2 separate regions of the Homo sapiens genome follow, and region 2 is linked to region 1. Evidence: chromatin loops called from intact Hi-C (ENCODE). Cell type or tissue: ascending aorta. All regions are shown on one strand.

Evidence for each region. Hi-C counts contacts between places; a loop is a spot of excess contacts. Peaks named below come from ENCODE experiments on the same cell type or tissue, not always from the same donor. Only the 100,000 strongest peaks of a DNase experiment are listed, where the experiment ranks them.
Region 2: a loop joins it to region 1, with 3.0 times the contacts of the local background. A loop is called at or near these places in 2 of 110 quality-filtered maps.

The regions. Positions count from the first base shown.
Region 1 is chr3:141,655,406-141,663,405 of GRCh38, forward strand. It overlaps the pseudogene LRRC78P. Among named protein-coding and RNA genes, the nearest start is that of RNF7, 79 kb to the right of the region's middle. In ascending aorta, no CTCF peak of the experiment used is centred here; DNase peaks (open chromatin) are centred at 4,536 and 4,916; H3K4me3 peaks cover 2,814 bases; H3K27ac peaks cover 2,074 bases.
Region 2 is chr3:141,577,764-141,585,763 of GRCh38, forward strand. RASA2 (RAS p21 protein activator 2) reads left to right here. Exons shown (of 24, transcript NM_006506.5): 16 at 2,605-2,688; 17 at 3,337-3,414. Among named protein-coding and RNA genes, the nearest start is that of RASA2-IT1, 57 kb to the left of the region's middle. In ascending aorta, no CTCF peak of the experiment used is centred here; no DNase peak of the experiment used is centred here; H3K27ac peaks cover 1,386 bases.

The DNA.
Region 1 (8,000 bases):
ACAGAAGAGGGCAACTCAGGCTGGTTCAGGGGCTCCATGATGCTACTAAAGATCCAGACTCCTTCCATCATCTGCTCAGCTATCCAAGGTGTGTTTGACATCTAGTGATTACAGAACGGCAGCTTAGTCTTCAGCACCATGACTGTATTCCAAGCAAGAAGAAATGGAGGAACAAAAGACAGAAAGGTCAAGCCACCTGGATCTGCCTCCTTGTAAAGAGCCTTCTGGGAAGCCTCTTTCATCAATGTATGCATATGTCTCATTGGCCAACGCTATGTCACATGGTTATCCCATCAACAAGAAAGCCTAGGGAATGTTGTTTTCCTGGCTTGTGGGCCCACATACCAAAACTGAGTTCTGTTAGCAAGGTAGAAGAGGAGAATGGATATTCAGGCACTTTGGCCATGCACCGTCTAGAACCTGTGAATCTTCCATTATGGAGAAAGAAGTTCCTAAGTGTGTTAGTCTTATATTGGTGGTACAGCAAATTATTCTACAACATAATGGCTTTATACAACAAGCACTTATTATCTCACACAATTTCTGAGAATCAGGATTCTGGGAGTGGCTTAGCTGGGTGGTTCCAGCTCAGAGTTGCTCATGAGGCTGCAGTGACTTGAAGGCTTCACTGGCTTGAAGAATCCACTTCCAAAATGACTGTTGGCTGGAGGCCTCAGTTCCTTGTCACATGCACCTTTCCCAGGGCTTCTTGGGCATTTTCACAAAACGGGGCCTGCTTCCTCTCAGAGCCAGTGAGCCAAGAGGAAGAACAAGAAGGATGTCGCGATGCCTTTCTGACCTGGTCACACACTATCACTTCTACCATGTTTTATTCACTAGAAGCCAGTCACTAAGGTCAGCCCACACCCAAGGAAAGCAGAATGAAGCTCCATCTTTTGAAGGAAGGAGTAGATGTATTTGTGGATACATTTAAAATCCCCACATCAGGAGTGGGTCACCCCTGAACTGGTCTGTCCCTTTGACTTCACCTTCCTCCTTTGTCTCTTCTCCCTCCTATTCTCATTTTCTCTCTTTCTTTCTCTTTCTCCTTTCCTTTTCTTCTCTCAGGATTTCTCCCCTCTGGCATACAATCTCCTGTGTATTCAGTAGCACAACAGCCCCTCTCCACCAAAAGCAAAATTCATCTCAAAGGCCTTTTAAGAGTTCCAGTGATGGATTAGCAGGGAGCAAAGGCACCCGGTGGGGTAGGCTGATATTGATTCTGAGTACCTGATCATGTTTTTAAGAACCAAAGAGATTGTGGCACATCCATCTTTCTCTTCTATGTAAATCAAAAACCAAAACAGCACTGCACTGCAAAATATAAATAATGAAGCCCAACAAAGTACTGATTTTTCCCAAAACTATTTTGCTAGCTTTTTGTTTGTTTGTTTGCTTGCAATATGAAATAGCAAGTTCTTTCCTTCTCATTGCTATTGTTTTGTTTCCAACTTTGCTGGAGCCCTGCACACATACTTGGTTAGCCTCTTAGGTAATTCAGCCCTGGTGAGTCACATCCAAAATTACAACTGTTAAATGAGTTCCAGGCTGCCCCTGCTTTACAAATGCTCAACGTGTGAGAAATCCACATAGTACTGATAGTGACAGGAGTCAGCCAAATGCCTAGGGAGATAGGGGCGGGTCCCCAGTGAAACTCCACCTCCAAGCCAAAGAAAGTTTAAAGCCTGAAAGCCAAGCTACATGTCAAATCCATGGACCAGATTGAGAACCCGTCTTTCCGTTTGGCATGCTTTCCTCTAATTGATCCCCACCCTTCACCTATTTTACATATACCCACACTTCCCTAAGGGTTTTCTACACTGTTGTGTGCACCTTTGAGTGGTATCTTCGCTTTAAACTTTTTTGCATACTCACAAACCAATCAGCACACACTTGCCATTCTGAGTCCATAAAAGCCCTGATTCAGCCACATTGGGAGAGAAACCCACCCAACTGCTGGCATGGGGGACCACCCCCGCATCTCTTCTCTGCTGAGAGCTGTTCTGTGGCTCAATAAAATTCTTCTCCACCCTCCTCACCCTTTGAATTGTCAGTGTATCCTCATTCTTCTTGGATGTGGGACAAGAGCTCGGAAACCACCGAACGCAGGTACAAGCCATAACACAGGTGGGCCAAGTGGGGAGGGTGCCTCCAGCAGCAGGCTGTGGGCAAGTGAGACCTGGGAGGCAGGTGAGGCATTGTTGGCTAAGGAGGTCCCCAGTTGGCAAAGTGGCTGAGAAGAATCCTGTGTCAGTACTGATAAACTGGCAACTATCTCACCACTGCACCTGTCATTGCTGTGGCTCTGGCAGCTACCAGCTGTGGTGGCTCAGGGTGCTAGTTATCTCCCAATATCTGTCTTTCCCTTCTTCTGTAAGTAACAAAAGCTCCCATTTTCAGGTGGGCACATGGCTGCCTATAATAAAGGTTACATTTCCCAGCCTCCTCTGCAGCTAGGTATGATCTTGTATGGTCATGTCCCTAATCTAGGGGGATGTAAGCACAAGTGTCATGTGCAGTTTCTGGAAGATATCCTTAAAGACAGAGAATGTGCCCTTCTTTTTCCAGCTTTCTTTCCTGAATTTGGGACAAAATGGCTGGAGTTCAACAACCATTCTGGGCCATGAGGTAGAAGTCACACACCAAGGATGGAAGAGTAATAAAGTAAAAGTTGCTTTGGTTCTTTATAATCCTGGAGCTTCTGCAGCAGCTCTGGACTGCTCACTCCTGAACTTCATTTACATGAAAGGGAAGTGACTTTCTGTATTGTTTCAGCTGTGTAACTGGGTTTCTGTCACTAGCAGCTGGACCAAATTCTAGTGACATGGTTCCTTTAAGAACTTGCCCACAGTGCATACGAAGGACCCTTCATCTCAGCTCTGATGGGCTGTCTAGCTTCTGCCCCTCACTGTCCCTGTCCTCGGGCTCTGGCCTTCCTGACCATTCCTCTGCTCCCTAAGCATCTGCCCTGAGTCTCAGCGGGTGCCCTGCAGGTGCCCTCTTGCCTACTCTGGAACTCTCCTCCCTCACTGCCCTCCTCTGCTTTTTGTCTTATGAAGGCAGAAATAGTCATGCACAAAATAGGACCCTTTGAGAAAAGCTGTAAGTTCCAGCAGAGAGAGGAAGAGAAGAGGCAAAAATAACAGAGGGGCACAGACTCCTAAGGGCACACTCACTGGAAAGTCATGTTGGACCAAATTCAGGATCCCTCCTGGCCATTCTTGACCCTCCTCACTTCACTGTGAGCCCAGACTTCCTCCCATTAGAGCCAATTGGGTTTAAAACATACGCTTAGAAAACTACAGCCAGCCCTACAGGAATGAAGGGGTTACTTTCCATTTGCAGTTTACTGTGAATTTATTTAATCCAACTGTTATTTTTATTCACTTTTTTCCATTAAACAAGTATGCATTAAGCACCTACTCTATATCCTAAGATAGATATAGATAACTTATGTGCCAGATATGGAGGGCAGAAATCCCACACAACTTTCACTGGACTGAAATCAAGGAGTTGGCAGGGCTGTGTTTCCTTACGGAGGCTTTGGGGAGAATTCTTTCTCCACTTTTCCAGCTTCTAGAGGCTGCCCACCTTCCTTGGCTTGAGTCTCCTTACCTCCCCATTAAAGGCTTCAACAGGTCGCAAAATCCTGCTCATTTCATCTCTCTCTCTCTCTCTCTCTCTCTCTCTCTCTCTCTCTCTCTCTCTCTCCTCTCTCTCTCTCTCTCTCTCTCTCTATCTTCCTTATCTCTCTCTGACCTAACCTAAAAGGTTCTCAATGTCACGTTCTCAGACTCCTGTGATTAGACAGGGCCCACCTGGGTAATCAAGGATAACCATTCACTCCAACCTGCGCCCTGCTTCGAGGTCCATAACTTTAATCCTGTGGAAAGTCGCTTTTGCCATATAAGGTAACATATCCACAAGTTCCCAGGATTACAGCATGCATATCTTTGGGGGATTCTATTCTGCCCACCACATCCTCCCAAGCCTTCCTTTCTACGCCCCCAGACTACTGCCTGAAGCAAGTGGCGCGATCTTGGCTCACTACAACCTCTGCCTCAGGTTCAAACGATTCTCCTACCTCATCCTTCCGAGCAGCTGGGATTACAGGTGCCCGCCACTACGCCCAGCTAATTTTTGTATTTTTAGTAGAGACGGGGTTTCACTATGTTGGCCAGGCTAGTCTGGAACTCCTGACCTCAGGTGATCTGCCCTCCTCGGCCTCCCAAAGTGCTGGGATTACAAACGTGAGCCACCGCGCCCGGCCAGTAAAGCTTTTTAAAATCCTTTTTCCTCCCCATCCAGTCCTGAAAGCTTCAGCTGTTTTGCACCTTTCTCCTTAACATTCCCCAGAAAAACTCCTGTATAGTCCCTGAGCCTCTGCCTTTATCCCTGCGCCCCTTTTCTCCTGGGATTGGGAGGGGGAAGCAGCCGCTCCATGAAGCCCTTCTAGTGGGCAAGAGAGGACCGGGCGGGACGGCGAGAGCGTCCCTGTCGCCTGCAGCTCCTGCTGGGTGATGCGGGGACGCGGCTCCCTGGGAAATCGTGTTAGCGGCTCCAGGGCTGGTCCACGGCGGCCTTGGGAGCGGCGGCAACAGGCTGGAGCGTCCACGCTTCGGAGGCCTCTGTCTCCCCAAGATTCCCCACTGATGAACAGGGACGCCGGTCCGCCTTCCTCAACTTCCCCTGTTCCCTGCCAGGCAGCGTCCCTCGCAGCGACGTTGGCTGCGACAAGTTTGACCTGCAGCGAGGACACCAGGATTTCTCAGTTTCTCCAAATCCAAGCCCGAGCCCGAGCCCGAGTTCCGACCAGTCCTGACACTGCTTCCCGCCGCCACCTGCCTCCTCCTCCAGCTCCCGCTGTCTCCCCGGCGCCGGCGCCCTGGGTGGCCACAGTCCCTCCAGCCTCCGCCCCTCGCCGCAGTCTCCAGGGCGCCGGACGCCACGCGGGCAGCCGGCCCGGGACGCAGGGAGAGTGAGAGCGAGTGAGTGCGGGCGCCCGGCGGGGCGGGCAGGGGCCGGAGGAGGTTGCCCCAGCTCCAGGAGAAATGCTTGATCCCAGGAGCGAGGCTCCCTGGAGACCATGGTGCTCGCAACCCCTATTCTCTCCCCTATGCACCCGCACAGCCCCAGGGCGGGGGCGGGGAAGAGTGCACGCAGCTGGGCTTTTCCCGGCCTCAGGGTGAGCAGCTAGGATTCTCTAGGGAAATATATTAAAAGCACGGGAGCCTTGGAGAGGGAGCGCAAAGCAGCCTCTCCTTGCAGGCCCTCTCCATGTCCCCTGGGACTCCGAGGTGGACCAGGAGCTGTCCAAGCTGGGCGGGCAAGGGACCCAGAGGGGGGCCCTCCACATCCCCTCGGGACAGAGGGCAGGGTCCGGCCACCTCCACTCTCAGCCCCTCCTCCGGCACCCACGCTGTCCCCACACTGTCTCCAGGACACTGGGGAGGGAGAGTCACTTTCAGAAAAGACAAGTAAAACCTAGCACAGGGCGGGACACATATACCTTAGACCTTCAATAAATATTCATTAATGATTCAATCAATGCTGGCTTTGAAGTGCCTAGATATTTGCCAACCTGAGCATTTACTGTATATAAAAATGACATAAATTCTCGTGATAAAACATTAAGTGAAAAACTCAAGATTCAAAAGTGTCTTATTAGAGCATTTGCAGAATCTATGTGGGTAGTTTGTGCATCTGTAAATACTTTAAATGCTGGTGAGGAATAATCCATAATGTGAGCAGTAATACTGTATACTACCTGTCTTAGCTTGGGCTGCCATGACGAAATACCATAGACCGGGTACTTTAAACCACAGAATTTTCTTACAGTTCTGGAGACTGGAAGTCTGAGATCAAGCTGCCGTTGAGGTGGGTTTCATTCAGAGGGCACTCCTCTTGGCCTGCAGTGGGGGGTGTCGCAATTTCTCTGGGTGCTTTTTTTTTTTTTTTTTTTTTGAGAAGGAGTCTTGCTCTGTCGCCCAGTCTGGAGTGCAGTGACGCCATCTCTGCTCACTGCAACCTCCGCCTCCCAGGTCCAAGCGATTCTCCTGCCTCAGGCTCCGGAGTAGCTGGGATTACAGGCACATGCCACCATGCCCAGCTAATTTTTTGTATTTTTAGTAGAGACTGGGGCTACCGTGCCCGGCCATTCTCTGTGTGCTCTTATGGCCCATGTCTTTGTGCCTGAAACAGTCCTGGGAGTCAGGAGACCCAGTTCTGTTTTCAGCTGAAGTAAGTCCCTTCTTTTCCTTCCTTGAGCCCAGAAGATCAAGGTTACAGTGAGCTGTGATTGCACCACTGCACCAAAAAAAGGTTGACCTTGCCCAATAAACAGTTTTCTGTAGCTGCCAAGTCTGGTTGCTCTGTGGCAGCAGACTGGAGTACAGACTTCTGAGAGGACACCTGGGAGATGGCCGTGAGTGGAGGAGGACTGCTAGAGTTAACAGTGATCCTGGTTTGCCTAGTGCTTTTCTGTTTTTAGCATTCAACATCCTGGATTAGACAATCTGTAAAGTCCCAACCAGAACTATGATATTGTGATTTTCCCTTACCCTAGTATCTGAATGTCTCTACATTCCACTGGGTTCATTCCCCTTTCCAGAATGCTTTTCACCCATGATGGGGTCATTTGCTATGTAAAAATAGGATACGAATACAAGTGTGATCTAATTTGAAATTGTAAAATTCTTCCAGCTAATAATTCACATGACATCTAACAGATGTTGTTGGCTTTCTCTTGAAATTTTAAATTATCCTACAGTGCCCTGTAAATCTGTGGCAGTGCCCCGAAGCGCCTCAGTGTAGTATGGGAACCATGGCTTGAAAGTGCAAAGCATTACTAGAGATAAACAGGAATATTACATAATAACAAAAGAGTAGACTCCTCAGGAAGATTTATCAGTTCTAAATGTATAGACACCTAATAACATAGCTTTAAAATATATAAAACAAATGTTGGCAGAATTAATAGCAAAGTTAGACAAATTCACGTTCACTCTCTTAATAACTGGTAGAATATGCATGTGATAAATTCAGTAAAGATAAATGTAGTGGGAAGCCATTGGAGAGATTTAAGTAGAAGAGTCATATGACCTGATTTACATTTCAAAAACTTCACTCTGGCCCATAATCCATTTTACAGATGGGGAAATGGAAACGTGAAGAGGCTTCATAATTTATCTAAGGCTACCCAGTGGGTCAAGTGGTAGAGACAAGACTAAAGTCCAGACCCAGTCATCTCCAAATCCACATTCTTAACCACTATGATATATTACTGTCTGGCAAGAATTGTGTCTGTAAAGGGAACTATGCCATTTAAAAACCAGTATGTTCTTGGTAATTTTTAGTAACCAGTATAAATGTTAATTGCATTCCTTTATAACTAAGTTCCAGTGGGCATTGCCCCTATTTTGAAGAATCTAAAAGAAGGATATGGACCCATGAGTAGGGAAATTGGAAATTGAACAATTCCTTTCAATGGTCTCCATTTTGACTCCTTAGTCCCATTTTAAGATAAATGAAGCACTTCAAGATTTTCAGAGAAGGGTATGCAGCAATATTTTCCTAATATTTTTAGTGGAGGAAGTATGTTCTGCTCCTTAAAAAGACACCTGTATGTTGGGTTTCAGGGCAAGTTACTGTTTTCAGAATCCAAGTGAAATCTAACACTATAAAACAATGCCAAGAGCAAATGAAGGAAAACAAAAATCTAAAGGGGCACCCCTGCCCATCGTTTTGATTCTTCAAAAGTTTCTGAAAACATATGAGAAACACTGTGCGCAGTCTCAGACGTCCGTGTGTCCAGCCATCAAAAGTGACCTGAAAAGCAGCATTGACAGTGACCAGGTGCTCAGGAAGGTGAGTGTATGGTCTTGTTTTCTTATTCTTCTCTGAAATGAACTGGCTAGGGTTTACTCCCAAGCCACATGGGTACTCGGTCCTTGTGTAACCTCCCAAGGGGTTCTTTCTGCCCGCTGCACAAATAAAGACCA
Region 2 (8,000 bases), 78 kb before region 1:
ATTTTCACTTTTTATTTACCTGAGGTAATACTGTAAACATGAGATTTAAAAATTTCTTAAGCATATAAACTTTGTTCTGGAGTCCTGTTTAATTACCAAAAATCTAAATCTCCACTGCATAGATTTACATGTTTATTTCTTAATTTTTAAAATTCTTTATTTTTGCTATACTTCTGATTCCTTCTTATATGGTGTAATTTGGTTGATTCTTTAAGCTTTTATGTTCCAAATACTTTATAATCTTACCTAATTGCTCCTAGTTGCTGATTTGTATAACAAATAATAACAATAGTCCACATTTATTTAGTGCTTTGTACTAGGCCTTGTTCTAACTACTTTATGTGTTAACTTATTTGGTCCTCCTAGCAACCTGGTAAGGTAAATTCTGTTATCATCCACATGTGCAGATAAGGAAATCACAATACAGTAACTTTTCCAAGCTCACACAACTGACAAATTATGATTTGATCATACTCGATTTGAATTGGATTTAACTGGGATTCAAATTCAGTCAGTCTTTATCATCTGTGAGCTTAATCCTATCCCTTCCAACCTCTTAGACAGATGTTCAAGTACCTATAATGTATCATTCCATGCTCAGTACTGGAGATGCAGTGATGAGTAAGATACTCTTTGCCCTTAGGAAACTCACAGCCAAGAGGAGTTGCTCAATAGTGTAGGGAAAACAGATGAGTTTTAGAGTTAAACCAGGTTCTGAATACCCATTTCTTCTCTCAACGGCTACATGACATTGACACTCACTTAACTTTGTGAGAACTGAATAGAACCATGTTGCAGTGGCAGCACCACGCCCTTTCTTGCCAAAGGATAAATGGTCTGTGAGTAGCCCCAGCAGAGAGTGGGCCAGTGTCCTTTTGTTCACAGGGCTGTCCATTCTGTGGCTTTGTTACTAAAGCTGCACAGAACTCTGAGGCAGTGAAAGCGTGGTAGCAACATTCTGGACATAAACAGAACACCTACTTCTGAACTTGTGAGTCTGCCTTGTATTCATACTTGAATTTGCATATTCCTGTAACAGATGTTGGTGGATACTTAGGTTGGTTCTATGACTTTGCTATTGTAAATAGTGCTGCAGGAAACATGAGTGCAGGTGCCAGGACATCTTTAAGAATATTATTTTCTTCAAAGACAGAGAATTGTAGGGACCTTTTATAGATGTAATGAAATCCCAGATGTTACAGCTAAAATGTTTTCTGAATAGACTTAATTTAGGTGTGTATCTACTTTATAAGTATATTATAAGGATCATATTTCGGATATTCCTTCCTTTCCAGATTACCTTATATTCTGGTCATCTCTTCCCCTTCACATTCATTGCCTGTTTTCAATGTGGGGGTTGGGGGGATACTAAAATATCAAGGAATGGGAGCCAAAAATCAAACTAAAGCTTTTCTGTATCTAAATTTTTCTGGATATGTTTTTAGATGCAAGATACTGTTTACTTGAATCCGTAAATAAAAATGGTCTGTGTTTTGATAGAAACTTACACAAATGTATGGATTGGTGAAAATTCAGCAGGGTATTCATTTAATACCTATTCATTTTGTCATATGTAAATTATATCTCAATTTTTAAAAAAATGAAGGAGCAAAGATTCCTGAGGGAACACCGTTTAGTCAATTTTATATGCTACTATATATTACTTCTTTCAGATAGACAGGCCTGAAAAACCTCTTGGATAATAGACCCAAATAATCACCCTCTGGTAAGATCCAAAAATAACTAGGTGACTTCACATTTCCTAAGCTGAATTTAGGTCTTTGCTTCCATGGTGAAAAGAGTTAATTGCAAAAGCCATTTAAAGTATTGAATATGTTTAGAGGTGAGCTGAGCACAGAAAATTTGGAACACCTAAAACTGCCATTTTAAGTTATAAGGTAGTAAAGTAGAAGTGACTATTCCAGAAGTGACTATAATTTGCCAGGTAATCCAAGGTGCCATACTGTACAAAACAACTTATATATAATATTGATAAAATTATGGCTTTTGGCTGGTGCCAAAAGGCTCATGCCTGTAATCCCAGCACTTCGGGAGGCCAAGGCAGGCAGATCACCTGAGGTCAAGAGTTCGAGACCAGCCTGGCCAACATGGCAAAACTCTGTTTCTACTGAAAATACAAAAATTAGCCAGGTGTGGTGTCAGGCACCTGCAATCCCAGCTACTTAGGAGACTGAGACAGGAGAATCGCTTGAACCCAGAAGGTGGAGGTTACAGTGAGCTGCGGTTATGCCACTACACTCCAGCCTGGGCAACAGAGTGAGACTCCATCTCAGGAAAAAAAAAAGAAAAAAAAAAAAAAAAATATATATATATATATATATATATATATATATGACTTTTAAAAGCACCACATCTTTAATAATTACTTTGGGAAGAATTGTTAATTATATATGGTTTCTTTAGTCTCTTAATTCCTTAGGCTGGTGAGTTGTACCCAGCCTTAGCTAGATTTTAACTGTGTGTGTTTTGAACGTTTTTGAGTCATTGTTTTACAGCAATGTAGTCCATTTACTCTATTCTACTTTTTTATACAAACTATTTTCTTGAAAACTTAGTAGTTTTGGTCTTTTTTACATTCTTTAGGATGCACAGACAATTAGAACATTAACTCTCATCTCAAAAACTATACAAACTTTGGGAAGCTGGGGGAGTCTGTCCAAAAGCAAGGTAAGTCCTTACATCTTTTATTTTGTTTTTACACTTCTAAATGTTGTTACATCCTATGATCCCTTATCCTTGACTTACCTTCTTCCAAATTAAAAACAAAACATACACACACACACACACACACACAGACACAATAGCTGTCTTTTAAGTAGATACTCTCTTAGTCACCTGTTAAAGAGGACAGTTTCAGAAGCTGGGCATAGTGACTTGTGTCTTTAATCCCAGGAAGCCGAAGCGGGAAGATGACTTGAGGCCAGGAGTTCAAGGCTGTGGTGCACAATGATGGCACCTATGAATAGCCACTGCACTCCAGTCCCAGCAACATAGCAAGACCCTGTCTCTAGAAGTTTTAAAAAGAAAAAAAGTTTAATGAGAACATTAAAAAAAAAAAAAAGCAGACAGTTTCATGAAAACTGCTAAACAAGACAAGAGAGCCTAGTAAGGAGGTGCAGGACAGTCTGTCTGTCTGCCTGCTTCGGCCATAATCACATGACAGCTTTGAAAGAAGTCTTCCACTCCAAGCCCTGAACTCTCTGAAAATATATAATTGAGTCCTTTTAGGCCTTAATCCTCAGCTTAAAAATACAGTCCATTCTATTCTTAATTCTCTATTTAACACATATAAACCCTGTGTTTGTTTTTTCTTAGTCAAGTTTCAAAGAGACATTCATGTGTGAATTTTTCAAAATGTTTCAAGAAGAAGGATATATTATAGCAGTTAAAAAGGTATGATGGTTTTATTCTGGAATTGTTAATATTTATTTCATATAACATGGGGAAATAACATTTTATATATATTATTATTATCAATCCCCAGTTTAAATAATAATGTTTAAACTGTTCATCAAAAAGGCTTCCTTTTTCTTTTTTCTTCTTCCACAAAGCTGTGCTTTTCAGCTTTGAAAATACCTAAATAAGTTTAACAACAACTACTTTTGCCAGTGCATTAGAAACACAAATTACAGATGTCTAGGGTTAGGATTTCTCAAAGTGACACTATTGGCATTTGGGGCCAGATAATTCTTGATTCTGAGGGGCTGGCTTGTGCGTTTCAGGATATTTAGCAGCATGCCTGGCCTCTACCCCTTAGACGCAAGAAGTATGCCCCTGTTTTGACAGCCAAACATGCCTCCAGGTATTGCCAAATGTTCCTTGAGGGACAGAATTGCCTCTGGTTGAGAACCTCTGGTCTCTGGGGGTAAAGGCTTTGTATGGTGCCTGATGTAGAGTGGGCACTTAATTGCCATAGTAAAAAATATATACATTATTGAACATTTAATGAACAATATAAATTTATGGTAGTAACCTGAGGAAAATTACTATAAATGTACAAAAACCTGTAGTATATAATATCCTAACACAAGGCCTGCAGCATACAAAAATCACTGTACTTAGAAGTTCAGAATGTTTTGAAAGGATCTTTAATTTCTTGAGTCTTTAGTCCTGAATCATCTAAACAAAATATAGCATTATCGTAAAATGCTGAAAATTTATAAAGAAAAGTTACCTTTGAAGTACTCTATCCCATATAGTCTAGAAGTTAAGAATTAAAAAATAAGGAAAGAAATGAATTACATCTAAACTGGGCCTGAAGAAAGTACTGTATTTTATGTATCACAGTCTTAACTTAATGAATCCAAATTAGCAAAGCCAAATGTTAAAGACTTCATTCAATTTCTGTAGCACAACTAGCAGTTGGTTGCCAGAGTATTTATTTTGTTGAGATACATGTTTGAGCCTTTTTTTATACTTAGGATTCTTACAGAGACTTAGTAAGTGAAAAATGATGATTTAAAAAATTCAAGTCCGTTGGAATATTTTTCATCTGGAATAGTGCCTGTTTAACCAAAATTTTTTTAGGCAACCATTGAAGGCTTTTGAGGAGAAAGTCTTTCAAAAGAATAGGCAAAGAAAAAGCTGCCCTTTTATTTTTCAGACATTGTTGAAACATTTGTGACACTGTAGGCAGACTTTTATTGGCAGGATTATGATGTACTGTCTTTTGTTTGAGGGTTGTTTTTCCATGTTTTGTGACTGAGGCTACGGTAGCATCTGATCTTTTTTCCCCTGATATAATCAGAATGTTTAGAGTTGATAATGTCAGTGGAGAAAGGATTTAAGGGTTCCAGGAGTTTAGTCTGTTCCTGATCTACTCTGGGTCACCCACTCACATTCTAATGGACTATCGCCATAGTGTGCCTCTGTCTCAGATTTGGTTCTAGATCCCTAAGCTGACATAGGGTATTTTGCCCTAATATCCTAGTTTCCTTTATTATTTAGTAGTTACAACAAGATATGTGCAGTGCTATAAAGTGTAAAAGCTTGTGAAGCTCAATTTCTCATTTTATATTGGCACTCTGCCTAGTGACATTTACTATTGATGCAGAAGAAAATAAGAGTATAACTGAATCATATGCTATTCCCTGCAGAGTTTAGAAAGGATAACCTGGATAGTTCTATAAACAAGGTGACCATATAATTTGATGTCTAAACCAGAACACTTTTAAGAGTGAAAAATACTATTAGTGATTATTCTGGGATGATAGGAATGGTCCTGATAGGGATGGTCCTGAGCAAACTGGGACCTATAGTCACCCTGCCTATAGTCCATCTTAATTACTGGGTTTTCTTTCACTTATATCTCTGTATTTACCCCATAGTTCCTTAAGAATTATAATAAATAAATTATTGGCTGGGTGCAGTGGCTCATGCCTGTAATCCCAGCACTTTGGGAGGCCGAAGCGGGCAGATCACCTGAGGTCAGGAGTTGGAGACCAGCCTGGCTAACATGGTGAAACCCTGTTTCTACTAAAAATACAAAAAATTAGCCAGGCCTGGTGGCACGTGCCTGTAATCCCAGCTACTAGGGAGGCTGAGGCGAGAGAATCGCTTGAACCCAGGAGGTAGAGGTTGCAGTGAGCCGAGATCATGCCATTGCACTCCAGCTTGGGCAACAAGAGCAAAACTCTGTCTCAAAAAAATAAAATAAATTATTATAAATAATAAATATTTGCTAACAAATCAGTGACTTCAGGTATATATTAAGAAATAAAATATTCACATAACTCAGACTCCATTAGTGCATGGTCCATCTGGGAGAGTCGATGCTGTGATAGGGCGCTTCTTCAGTTCCCTTGGATACTTGTACCCACATTACCCACATATAATGCAAAAGGAACTCTGTTCTTGTTCTTTCACTTACCAATATTTTCTCCCAGCAAACAGAAGTAAACATTCCATTTCAAAACTCCTTAAGTCTGAGCTCTGGCAGGCAATTGTCAGCCAGTCTTAGGAGAAAATGGCTGTGCCTACAAATTCCACTTTAGAATAGGCACTGGAGCCTCAATACTATCCTTATTGGAATGTGGTTTGTTTTTAAGTCCTAAGCAGAATAATGTAGAGAAGTATAAAGGAAAAAGCAAAGAAATGCAGACCCTCTCTGAGTTTCTGAGTTTGTAATATCCATCTAATGAACTAAATAAATGGATAGCTCATTTAGGGGGCAAAATAGGATTCTTCTTTAAGAACAAGAATTGTTCCTCAAAATCAAAGTAATGGTAGATTAAAAAAAAAGAAGAAGAAAAGAAAAGAATTGTTCCAGCCAGGCACGGTGGCTTACGCCTGTAATCCCAGCACTTTGGGAGGCCGAGGCAGGTGGATCACAAGATCAGGAGTTCAAGACCAGCCTGGCCAATATGGTTAAACCCTGTCTCTACTAAAAATACAAAAATTAGCCGGGCATGGTGGCAGGCGCCGGTAGTCCCAGTTACTCGGGAGGCTGAGGCAGGAGAATCACTTGAACCTGAGAGGTGGAGGTTGAAGTGAGCCGAGATCGCACCATTGCGCTCCAGCCTGGGCGACAGAACAAAACTCCATCCCAAAAAAAAAAAAAAAAAAAAAAAAAGAAAGGAAAAAGGAATCGTTCCTTGAACTGCTGATTTCCCTTTCCCATGAAGAGACAGCCAAATACTAAAAAGCCCTTGACCAGTCAGGGTAGCATATTTATGAAGTTAAATGTTTTTCACTAGCTGACTTGGTAAAGATGGATACTATAAATTTTCTTGATGGGAAGTTTATAAATGGCGATTAGATTTCGATTATCCCAGATAATCTGTTTACTCTTCAGTCATGACTGTGAAATACCATCTCTCAGAGCTAAAGTCAGTTATATATGATAGAAGTTGGCAAACTCTTTTCTGTAAAGGGACAGTGAGAAAATATTTTAGGCTTTGCTGATCACATAAGGTCTCTGCCACTTAGTCTTTGTTTTCACAACCCTTTCACAATCCTAAATGTAACCCTAATTGTTACATTTAGAAATGTAATAGTTACAGGTTGAGTATCCTTTATCAAAATGGTTGAGACCAGAAGTGTTTTGGATTTTGGATTTTTTTCAAATTTTGAAATACTTTTATTCATTCTCTCTCTCTCCATATATATTTTTTTTAACTGATTGAGCATCCCTAATCTGAAAATCCAAAATTCAAAATCCAGAATGCACCAGCAAGCATTTCCTTTGAATATCCTGTTGGCACTCAAAAAGTTTTGGGTTTTGGAACATTTGGGATTTTTCAGATTAAGGATGTTCAACCTGTATTCTTATGGGCCTTACAAAAACAGGCTACAGGTCAAACGTGGCCCTCTGAGCCATACTTTGGTGATTCTTAACCTATAATAAAGGTTCACAATCTTATATGTAAAATCATTGGGACCAAAAGTATTTCAGAATTCAGTTTTTCAGAGTTTCAAAAGGTAATCAGTATATACTATATTTAACACCCCCCAGTGGAGCCTAGGGTAGCACCCCACAATCAAATACATTAATTCTTATAGCACAGTATATGAATACTTACAGTAAGTAATATAAGTACAGAGTGTAAATAGCCTTACACCAGTTCAGGTTAAGTTATACCCCTAAATGAGTACTTCAAATCAAAGACAAGATTTAAAAACTTTGTATTCAGAATGTTATGTATTTCAGAATTGCAGTTAAGGAATTATGGATTGAATTATTCCTACAAGGAAATATGTTCTGGGTTTTAAGTAACTTAAGAACAAAGTTTTAGGCTGGGCACGGTGGCTCACACCTGTAATTCCAGCACTTTGGTAGGCTGAGTCAGGCAGATCACTTGAGGCCAGGAGTTCAAGACCAGCCTGGCCAACATAGCGTAACCCTGTCTCTACTAAAAATAAAAAAAAATAGCTGCCCATGGTGGCACATGCCTGTAATCCCAGCTACTTGGGAAGCTGAGGCATGAGAATCACTTGAACCCAGGAAGGAGAGGTTGCAGTGAGCTGAGATTGCACCACTG